Regions from separate parts of the Mus musculus genome. Here region 1 is linked to region 2. Evidence: chromatin loops called from intact Hi-C (ENCODE). Cell type or tissue: left cerebral cortex. All regions are shown on one strand. Each heading gives the region's core, and the rest is flanking DNA. Links, peaks and the distances in the headings are about the cores only.

Region 1 (5,380 bases), core at 171-5,170, 280 kb after region 2:
GAAACATAGCCAGACTACTGTCTTCTTCAGTGAATTCCCTGGATCCTGGCTACTCAATGACTTCTAATTTTTCTTCCCCTGTTATAGCTTATGTCATAATGAATATTTTGCAGCTATATATTTCTGCATTTACCCTCTTCCCCTTACCTTTAGAATATATTCCTAGAAATAAAAGACAGATGTGTCTGGGTTTATGGTGAGGTGAGATGCAAAACACCTATCATACATTAAAAAAAAAAATCTAAGCTGAAAAGTGCTCTTAACAGCCCTTCCTTACCATCGCATGGTTTATCACCTCCACACCTTGAGAACATAGGTGCTTTGCTCCTGGGATTGCACAGCTGACTCTGCTGTCGCTCTGCAGTATCGCAAGAGAATATAACAGTACTCATGTCCATCCCCCATAAATATTCAGTTCAAAAATAAGTGCTTTCTTAAGTCCCTTATATAAGATAGCATGAAATTTGCAATACAACCTCTGAAACTTATAAAATTTAAAGAGTCTCTTGGTTGCTTACAATACTTAATGCAGTGTAAGTGCTCTGCAAGATAGCCTGCCCAGATTCAGGGCAGACTCATTTTTTTTCCCAGATATTTTTGATCTGTTGATTCTTGAATATGCTCTTGTAGAACCCATGGACATAGGTAGCCAACTGTATAGTTTCTAGGAAATGCCTAATTGCAGGGTCAATTATGGCATTAAGTCAATCCACAATCAATTGGAGACCATCTGTAATGGGCATAAAGGCACGCATTGGATTTTCAATACTCTTAGCGCAGGCTTCTTTTTTGCCAAAGAAGTTCATACCATCAAAACTCTCATCAAAACGGCTTCTTGATAACATCTTGGGCTGCTATCATTTTTAATATTTGGTAATGAATGAGTGGAGAGGGAATCCTATTTTATGGTGCACCTCTTTGAGGATGGTGACCTAGACACTCATCCTACCAGTCAATCTGGTTAATTGAGTTTCTGGTTCACTCTTGTGAATGACTCATTACCTTCCCAGTTTTCAATTAGTTAGTATGTCTTCTTGCTTAGCAGCCATTATTGATAATACTAGGACTTATTGGGCCTGTTGTTTGCTAAACTATTTTGTATAACACTGTGAATAACTCTAACTCTTGAAATAAGATTCCTTGTTTCCTGCAGATATAAGACATCTTTTTTCAGCATTGCTTCCTGAAAAAAGGTGATTTTCATTTTGTAGAGACTCTAAGGCAAAGAGGCATCATGAGTTAAGACACTGAGTTGTCAAGAAGGAACGGGGTTGACTTGATCCGTCGGCTCACTTTTGAACAACATCCTCCATGATATTATAAACATTTATTTATTTTTTTCTCACATATGAAACACAATGGGCTGGGTGATAACTTAGTTGCTTTAAATTTAAAGTGCTTGCTGTGCAAGTATGAGGACCTGAGTTAAATACCCAGAAACCATGTAAAAAAGCCTGGCATGGTGACACATACTTATAATCCCAAACTAGTGGGCAGAGGCAGGCCAAGTCCTGGGGCTCATTGGCTATGCAACTTAGATAACTCAGAGGACTCCAGGCCAATGAGAGACTCTACCTCAAAACTTAAGTTTAGTGGTTCCTGAAGAATGCCAAAGGTCACCGAGGTTTGTCTTCTGGCCTTGACACATAGGCACACACATGTGTATATGTAATTGTACACATGTATACATGGTACTCATACACATTAAGAGACAGAACGAAATAGATGGAATAACATGTATCTTGTAATTGATGTTGATTGATGTTGCAAATACATTTTCTTTTTAATTTATCATTCACTTATTCCTTACGTCTTGACTACGGATATCTATGTTTCAGAGTTACCTGAAAAGGTAATCCTCTAACATATAAAAGGTACAGACAATGACCAACAACTCAGCCCACTCCAGGCCCAGTCTCCAATTATCTACTGCAGAAGTGGGAAACAGTTTTATAGCTGAACCCATTTATCTTTCCTTTTGCTTCTACATTCATCACCATAGTTAGAAAGCATTTAACTACTGTAAGGTGTTATGAATATTCATTTATATGTTTCTTACTGCTTTATGCTTTATTTTACACCTACATTTTTAATGGCATGGGGTTTATTTTGAGTTTACACAATGATATATGATTCTCTCCCTTCCTTCCTTCCTTCCTTCCTTCCTTCCTTCCTTCCTTCCTTCCTTCCTTCCTCCCTCCCTCCCTCCCTCCCTCCCTCCCTCCCTTCCTCCCTCCCGCCCTTCTTTCTTTCTTTCTTTCTTTCTTTCTTTCTTTCTTTCTTTCTTTCTTTCTTTCTTTCTTTCTTTCTTTCTTTCTTTCTTTCTCTCTTTCTCTCTTTCTCTCTTTCTCTCTTTCTCTCTTTCTCTCTTTCTTTCGCTCTTTTACTGAGTAGCTAGCTAACATTTACATGTTAGATGTGGAGAGAAAGCAGGGAGAATTTTCTGTCTAATTGCAGACTCCAAGAGGATTAATTATAGACAAATAAAATGAGAAAAGATGCCAGTGCTGAGGGAAGATGTGTCACAAGAAAGAACAGCGGAACCTACGATTTTTAACTGATTGGTTTAACAAATATTATTTTAACAAATAAGTGTTGTACAGGACAGGACCCCTCAGGGCCACTCCTAGCCAACTCTTCCAGGACATTTCCTTTATTGCTATACCTAGGACACAGCAATGGAGGGTGTTCTCCTAAGTCTATTAGGTTAGGGGCCTCAATAACCTTGGGTGAAGGCTCTTTGTCTTTTAGGACTTGTGTCTTCGAGGCTTTGATGTGTGGCCCATCTTGGAACCCAGAGGTGAGGATTGTGACTCTGCAGTCTCATGGTGCTCTGCTGGTGCCATATGTGAACTTGAATGTGGGAGCCAAAGTCTTAGGGGAGAGCTGGGTAGCATTTAGCAGGCAGCTGCCCCAGGAAAGTCCCAAACCTGTTCTCCTTTCCATTTTTGTCTTTCATTCTTTATGTTAAATATATTTAGATTTTATATAACTCACATGGCCTTGGTCCAGCACATAATGCTCTCAGATTTCTAGTTGTCACCCAATCTATTGGGTTCTTTTTACTAGGAAAACCACATCCTTCTTTCCTGTATCAATTATGAATCCTCAATGAACTGCCTCTCCCTTTGGACCATTTCCATGGCCTCTTTATTGGTTTCTTCCCTGCCAGTGCCTTCCTTCTGTTCTTCCTGCACAGAGTGAATGGATGATGTTCATGTTACCACAATACTCAACTATGGATGATACAGCTTTAGTTCAATTATTGCCAAGGCGTGTTTTGATTTGTAAGTGAAGTCTAGATGAAACATTGCACGTAAACTCACTTCATTCATTTCTAGTCCTTTCCACTGTTGCCTTATGCTCTCATTATGCCAGACTGTCGTGGTAAAACCCCACCTTTTTCCAGTGTGATTTCCCTCTTCCCATGTCTTCTTGCTTTGATCATGTGCATCTTTTAACCCTCCCTCTCAAAGTTTCCAAGTAGGTAAAATCTTCCTAGTTGCATAAAGCTAGAATGACCTTCCTTTGTCTTTTTCATAACTGATTTTACCATCATTTGGTCATCTGTAGTATCCTGCCTGTATCCTCATTCCTCACTTGAGCTCAACACTATTAGTTGGACGAGGAACTTACATCTTTCTGACTTTGTTCTTCCCAAGGTTTACACACAGAGGATTTCCACACACACTTGCCAAATCTGTCAGTGCTCAGTAAGCATTTAGCATTAACAATTCTTCGAGGTTGCCATTAACCCAGAGGTCAACTTAAATTTAATTGCCACTTAGAAGTTGCTAGAGCAAGGCTAATTAACACTATATGCACAGGAGCTTAAAGAGGATGGAGATATTTTCATAGCTTGTTTGAAGTATGGATTTTCAAGCTTCATTTTGGATTTGTAACTAGCAACTTTGTAATGATGCCTCAATTAATTCATCCTTTTATAGTAAGTCTGTCTTAAGTCAGGTCTAAAATTACAAGTACAAATAAATCCCTATAAAACATACTGAATTATAGGGATTGAGGTAAGATAGAAATTTACTTTTTAATTGTTTTAAATGTGCTTTAAGTGGTATACAATATCTATTTGCCGTTTGTTGAAGTGTTCTAAGTGCTCAACTTGCATTAATGTATTTAATTTTCAGAATGCCTCTAAAAGATAGTTAAAGGTTATTATTTTCTTTTTCTGTGTTTTGAGACTGCAGCTTGCTATGTAACCAGGCTGGCCTCAACATTTCATCCTCATGTTTCAGCCTCCCTCATACTAGAACTACAGGAGCCTAACACCCTGCCTGGTTTCAGTTATCCTATTGTCTGGGTAGAACACATTTTGATCTGGGTAGCTCATTCCAATAGAAAATAGGACATTAAAGTTAAAAGGAACTGTGCTTCTATGATGAGTATTCTGTTTCGCAAAGAGAAATAAGTCGTGAATTTGAAGGTCTGTATTTTGTAATACGCTGAGAGTATCTGTTCCCATTTCTTTGCTATGACATCTTCATGTGTGGGTATTTATCCTAGTGAGATAAAGTAGAGAACTTATTCAGAGCAGAGAAATGAATTTTTTGATGAACTTCTCTGATTATGCCTAGAACCTGTACTGGGAAAAATGGGATCAACAGATTTCAAAGTGTGGTCTGGGGACCTCATCTTAGGGACCCCAGTTCACTACTAAGCTGTTCTCTACCCCTCCTGTCTAACTCTTTCCATGTTCCCCCACTTTTGCATTTTAAATTCTTATTTATTTTTTATGGCTTCAGAGTTTGAACCTAGAACCCACATAATGTTTGTCTTCTGTGGAGTTATACCTCCATTTTATATTGGTTTCTGAAACTGTAATTCACTTCTCTATGTGTGCTTAAATATTTAAACTTGAAATGCATTTTGCCATGTTGATTCATTTGATTAAAAATTTCACTCAAGTGTACTTGTAAACTCTATCATGTTGTAGGTTCTCTGTGAGCGCTGGAAACAAAATGGTGCATAAGAACACCTGCCTTCGTGGAGCCTGATCTCAGAATCCACTCTTACTGTTCTTCCTTGAGTTGCTGTTTTCTACGTCTACTGAATCTTAGCATGTCACCCAGGCATTTGACAACAAGGGAAACTGAGGTGCCCTTGTGGTCTCTTCTAAGCAAATCAAGGGGAATCCAATTCAAGCAATGCTCCCTACAGGTCTCAAGATCAGAATTCAAGGAAGGAACATACTGTGCATACGGATAGGAAAAGGTCATTTGGGTCTGGTGTGAGCTCAAAGGCGAAGGGACAGACTGAGACTGAATGAACAAGTCCAGCTGAGTGGCTGGCAAGGTCAGCCTGGGTGTGGAGAGGTGGGCAGGCTTCTGGAAGTGAGATCACTGCTTCCTGTGCGCAAGAGGTG
Region 2 (5,380 bases), core at 67-5,066:
CTTATGCTCTCCGCCCACAGCATATGCTCCAGGCACAGTAAATCTGACTTCTGGCCACTAAAACTGGTGTTGACTAAAGGACATGAAGCATAAGGCAGATGAGAGTCCTCCCTTGGTCTTTCTAGCTGATATGATTAGTAGACATCAACTCTTCCCTGGTTTGCTAAGCTCCTAGAAGTTTTATTTAAAGCTACTGGATACTCTTTTACATGCCATAAGGAGAGCCTGGCCAAAGATGGGATGCAGGGAGGAAAGGAAGGAAGGAAGGAAGGAAGGAAGGGAGGGAGGGAGGGAGGGAGGGAGGGAGGAAGGAAGGAAGGAATAGAAACAAAGGAAGAAAGAAAGAGAGAAAGAAAGGAAGAAAGGAAGAAAGAAAGAAAGAAAGGAAGGAAGGAAGGAAGGAAGGAAGGAAGGAAGGGAGGAAGGAAGGGAGGGAGGACTAGAAACAAAGGAAGAAAGAAAGAAAGAAAGAAAGAAAGAAAGAAAGGAAGGAAGGAAGAAAGAGAAGAAGAGAAAGAGGAAGAGGGTGTGGGATGGGGAAGAAAACAAAAAGAAGGGAAGAAGAGGAGAGTCACTGAGGATAGAGAGTAAGCCCCAGGTGCAGGACACCAGTTGACCTTCGATTTTCCAGCTACACAAACCAGCAACTCCCTTTCCTCTGACTTATCCCATCTCTTTCCCCCTGAGCTCTGTTTCTTTTACATGAAACAGTGAGGCTCTTGTCAGTCTAGAGTGAGGGAGTGAATAATTGAATGACTGCACGATCTAGTGAATGTTTTCTTCCTAGAGCGCCAGGGCAGCACATTAAACGACTCAATGAGACGATCCTGGTTCCAGCTGGGGCCCCTCTAGTGGCTTCTCTTAGGCCCAGAGTTGACTCTTATCCCTGGAATGTAAATGAGAAGCAAAAAGCAGAAAACAGCCCACTAAAAATAACAATCTTCTGGGGCAGACATTTAAATCTGGCTACAGATTGCAGAGTCCAGGAGTTATAATTAAAAGAGAACTGAAATGAGACCAATTAAAACTTAAAGTTCCCCTAAAGACCGCTGCCTACCTTTCCCACCTGGTTTATATCAAAATGAGCAGGGGGCATACAAATATGAGCATATACACATGTCCTCGTCCTCGTCTTCAAGAGCCTTGCAAGGGCTCCTCAGTGATTGACAAGTCTGGAAGACTTCCTAGGTAAGGTGATACTTGAGCTGAAGCTGGCAGGACCCAGGTACAGCAAAGGGCAAGGGATTGCTTTCTTTCTTTCTTTTTTTTTCTTAAGATTTATTTATTATTATATTTAAGTACACTGTAGCTCTCTTCAGACACACCAGAAAAGGGCATCAGATCTCATTATGGATGGTTGTGAGCCACTATGTAGTTGCTGGGATTTGAATTCAGGACCTTCTGAAGAGCAGTCGGTACTCTTAACTGCTGAGCCATCTCTCTAGTCCAGCAAGGGACTTCTAAACACAGAAACAGTTACTCAGAAAGGCAGGAAGGCCAAGGCAAATCAGGTGGTGGGAGTGGCCAGTGACGAGGCTGAAGGTGATGTGGTGGCCACTTAGAAAATCCCTTCTGAGTCAAGAATATTCACTGTAATTATTGTCTAAATGTGGTTTGCAGAGCTCAGAGTTCATCTCTTTATCCTCTGTGGAACGTTTGTGCTCTCCTTGGGAGCTTTACACACCGTCAAGCACAGCACCTACTGCAGGATCACTTAGGAGGGGTTGTGTTGGTAGGATGAAGGCTCTGGGTGTATGTCAGATGCTCCAGGGATTTGTGTGCCTGCTGAGGTATGTGAGTTGCTCTGTGGGAGATGGGAGAGTCTATGCCTTGAGAGTGAAGTCTGACCTCACTGGTAGAAATAAGGGTGTGGTTACTGCATCCAATTAAGATTTCTTTTCTTCACTTAACAAGAAATCTGGAGCTGGTGGTCCTGGGTTGCAGTGACTGTCCCAGGAAGTCATCAGGGGCACCTGCCAGCTTCCTGCTCCATCTACCCCATGAAGGACTTTCTGTGTTCTGGTTGTCAGGATGCCGTTCCTTCCTGTAGGTACAGATCTATGCATCAGGCAGAAAGAGGGGTCAGTTACAAATGGTGCTTTATGTCAGTTGAATCTGTTTTGTCATCGTCAGGAAACCACAGCTTCTCAAGAAGCCCTGTCCACGGCTTCTGCCTCTTCCCACTGATCTGAATCTGGTCACAAAGCTGTCAGGGAAGAGAGATGTGTGATTTTGCAAGGTTTGGATTCTATGAAAAAAGGGAGAGACTGGATGTAAGGTTAATGTAGGGAACCGTGGTAAGCTTTTAGCAGAGCGAATCCATGAGTAGAATCTAGCCATTCTCACACAGGCAGGGAAGAAACAGAAGGCCATGGGATCACTGTCACTGCCACCTGAGAGATCGCAGTGAAGCCTGGGTGGTGCACAGTGTAAGCTGGGACTTGGAAAGTGACATCAGGAAGATCAGAAGTTCAAGACTGTACTTGCCTGCATATGGAGTTCAAGGCCAACCTGTGCTACAGGTTTTGAGACCCTGACTCAAAATAACAACAAAAAGAAAAGGAAAGGAAAACAGGCCACCAGTGCCCAGCACAGAGAACTGACATCAGAAAAGAGGAATGGGATATGTAGGATAGAGGAGAGAAGGCAGGCACCAAGATGCCCCTGAGGTCTGTCTTCAGTCCTTGGAATGAGGGAGAGTTTGTAGCTACAGCACTTAGGACAAGCTGTCCATGAGTGTGAAAGCTGAGCATGTCAGGAAGGGTGGCTGTGATTGTCACAGATCAGGAAAGCTCCTTGCTCCATTTGCCTGCAGAGCTCTGTGTGGGCCACACGGAGGCTGCTCAAGTCTCCAGAGGGATGGATGGATTTGAGTACTTTTCAATTGTCTTGAAGTTTGATATGAAGAGACGAAAACAAGGCACTCCAGGTTCCCAAAAGCCACCCTTGTTCTGGCCCGTGCAGCCACCAAGTGCTTTTCTACCCACTCAGCTTTCCTGAAGATCATCTTCGATCACCTCCTCCTTAAAGTGAAGAAGCAGCCAACCCTGACGTGTCAACTCAGAGGCATGTCTGAGTGTCTTCCAGATCTCTGCTTTCCTTTCTCACTTTACCAATGAGGAGATCCAGGCTCAGGGAACACAAACAAGGACGTGTAGCTCTTCAAGGTCAAAACCAGCAAGCAAAGCTAGGTTGTTAGCCTTAGAAGTCCTAAATGTTAACTACTGTGAGATGCTACTTCCTAGCCAGAAGCATGTTACCTGTATTCCAGTGATAGACATCATTGTGTTATAGCCCTGTTGAACTAAGCTCTTGGAGAATTGATTATCTTAGACCTTTTCTTATTAAGTCTGAAATAAAAGAATTAATGCAGGCCTAAGTCATAACCCTAGGTCCAACTGCAGAAACGCTCCCAGTTAAGTTAGGGTTTTGTTTTGGGTTTTTTCTTATGCCACTAAGCCTAGCACACCCATCAGGAACAGACTTTGTTCTTTTAAGAACATAGGTATTTGGGAGAATTCTGGTTTTGGTTATCTTGATTTCAGAGATGAAGAAGAGCAAATTTCAGTGTGATGATGAACTGCAGGTCCTTTTATGAGAAACCAGAGCATTCAGTTTTTGCTGTTCATCTGAGCATAGCAATTTTAGTTCTCCGTGACCACAAAACTGCTTTTCTTAAACAAGAAAAAGCAGATGCATAATGAGACTGTCTGGAGGCATCAACAGGGTGCTGAGATGCAGGACTACACTACCTGTCTGAGTAGAGATGGACCTCAGGGAAGTGGTTCTGTGTGTTGACAGAAGCAGCAGGCAGAGAGGTCTTGAGGCTGAGCTGCAGGCCTTGTCTAACACTGGGGAAGCACATTCCACTTGTTAAGGTGACACTTGGTGACCCAATGTGTTGGTTAGAGTTGTCAAGTTGACAGAATCTAGAATCATCCATGGCCCAGGCCTCTGGGCACGTCAGTAAGAGATTGACAGACACATCTATTAATCATCTTAAAGCCTTCATACATATATACAACAAAATACAATAATGTAAATCCCCCATCCCCCCCTTCTGCTGCCCTCTTTCCTCAATCCCTCAACACCTCTCCCTTCTTTCAGGAAACATTTGAAAGGAGGAAGTAAGAGCTGGAGGATAGGAGGAAGGCTGTGAAATGCCACCTCTGAATGGATGGGGTCTCTTTCACTCATGAACTCAGAGCAGCTGTGGTTACCAACACAAGACCTAGACAAGATCAGCCCAGCCAACACCCCTCAGAGATAAGGGAAATCATCTCCAGGCCCTGCCCCTCCTGAGGGGCTATTGGTAGTGGATAACTGCCTGGGGATGGAAAAAAATCATTCTTCTTCAAGAACATGGCCCCTAGTAGATTTCCCATGCTCCAGGTGATGCCTCTATCTGTGCATGTATGGGCAGCACTAGTTGGGATGAGTGGTTATTCAAAAGGGGTGGAGTGGAGGAGACCTCTCCCAACTGTGACTGGACTCATTCCCTGAGTGGGGGAATCTTAGACTTTATAAAATGAAGACAGTGAGTTGAACACTAGTATACACCGCCCTTGTGGATGCAATGGGACCAGGTGCTTCAAATGCCTGCTGCATCCCTGTCTCTGTGAGATGACTCCACCCTCGAACTGTAAGCCAGAGTAAAACTCTTCCCTTCAGCAGCCTTCATCAGACTATTTTATTACAGCATCAGGAGAAGAAGCTAAGACTTGAACTTTCGGCTCTGCCCTAGACCTCCAAGAAGGTCCTGTCAGAGGCCCAGAAGACAAAGGATTGTCAGCGTGGAATCTGAAACAAACCACATCAACCCAAGCAAGTTTATCTGAAAGCAGGAGGAATCAATGAAGAGATTTAAGAACCCGAGGTTGCTATTTCCTTCTTCTCAACTGCATATGTTTTCAACTGTGTATCTCTACATAGTCCCTTTCTTCTAAGAGCATGGTTCCCTGAATCCTTTGGCTGAGATAGGGCTGGGGCCAGCTCTTCCTTTTCTGCCTTGCATCCCTCCAGCTGATCTATAGAGCAATCTCTGGACTCAGGACTTCAGCTCAGCCTTGCTCTTCAGGATACCCTTGATGTACTAATTTAAGGAGCTTAATAAATCTGGAGTGAAATATGTTTGCTGCAAATGCTAATTAGCTAGATGAGAATATCAATTAGGTCTCCGGGGCACAGAAATCATAGCTGTTAAAGATCTCAAAGGTCATTCTAAACCTGTTCTAAAGTAAGAGGCCAGTGATTATCACACACAGGAGTGAGAGATAGAGGTGACTAAATGATAATGGCAATGTGATACTAGGCGACATGAAGGAGTCTGCATTTGAGGGGGTCCCAGAAATGTGGCCACCTATAGGTCTCCAGTTGTCAC

The links. Peaks named below come from ENCODE experiments on the same cell type or tissue, not always from the same donor. Only the 100,000 strongest peaks of a DNase experiment are listed, where the experiment ranks them.
Region 1: it touches region 2 in a loop (4-fold over the local background); 3 of 42 quality-filtered maps call a loop at or near these places.

What each region holds. Positions count from the first base shown.
Region 1 is chr4:63,788,093-63,793,472 of GRCm38, forward strand. No RefSeq gene overlaps it. Among named protein-coding and RNA genes, the nearest start is that of Tnfsf15, 46 kb to the left of the region's middle. In left cerebral cortex, for the core only: no CTCF peak of the experiment used is centred there; DNase peaks (open chromatin) are centred at 2,909 and 3,140.
Region 2 is chr4:63,513,099-63,518,478 of GRCm38, forward strand. No RefSeq gene overlaps it. Among named protein-coding and RNA genes, the nearest start is that of Whrn, 20 kb to the left of the region's middle. In left cerebral cortex, for the core only: a CTCF peak has its summit at 2,822; DNase peaks (open chromatin) are centred at 861 and 2,991.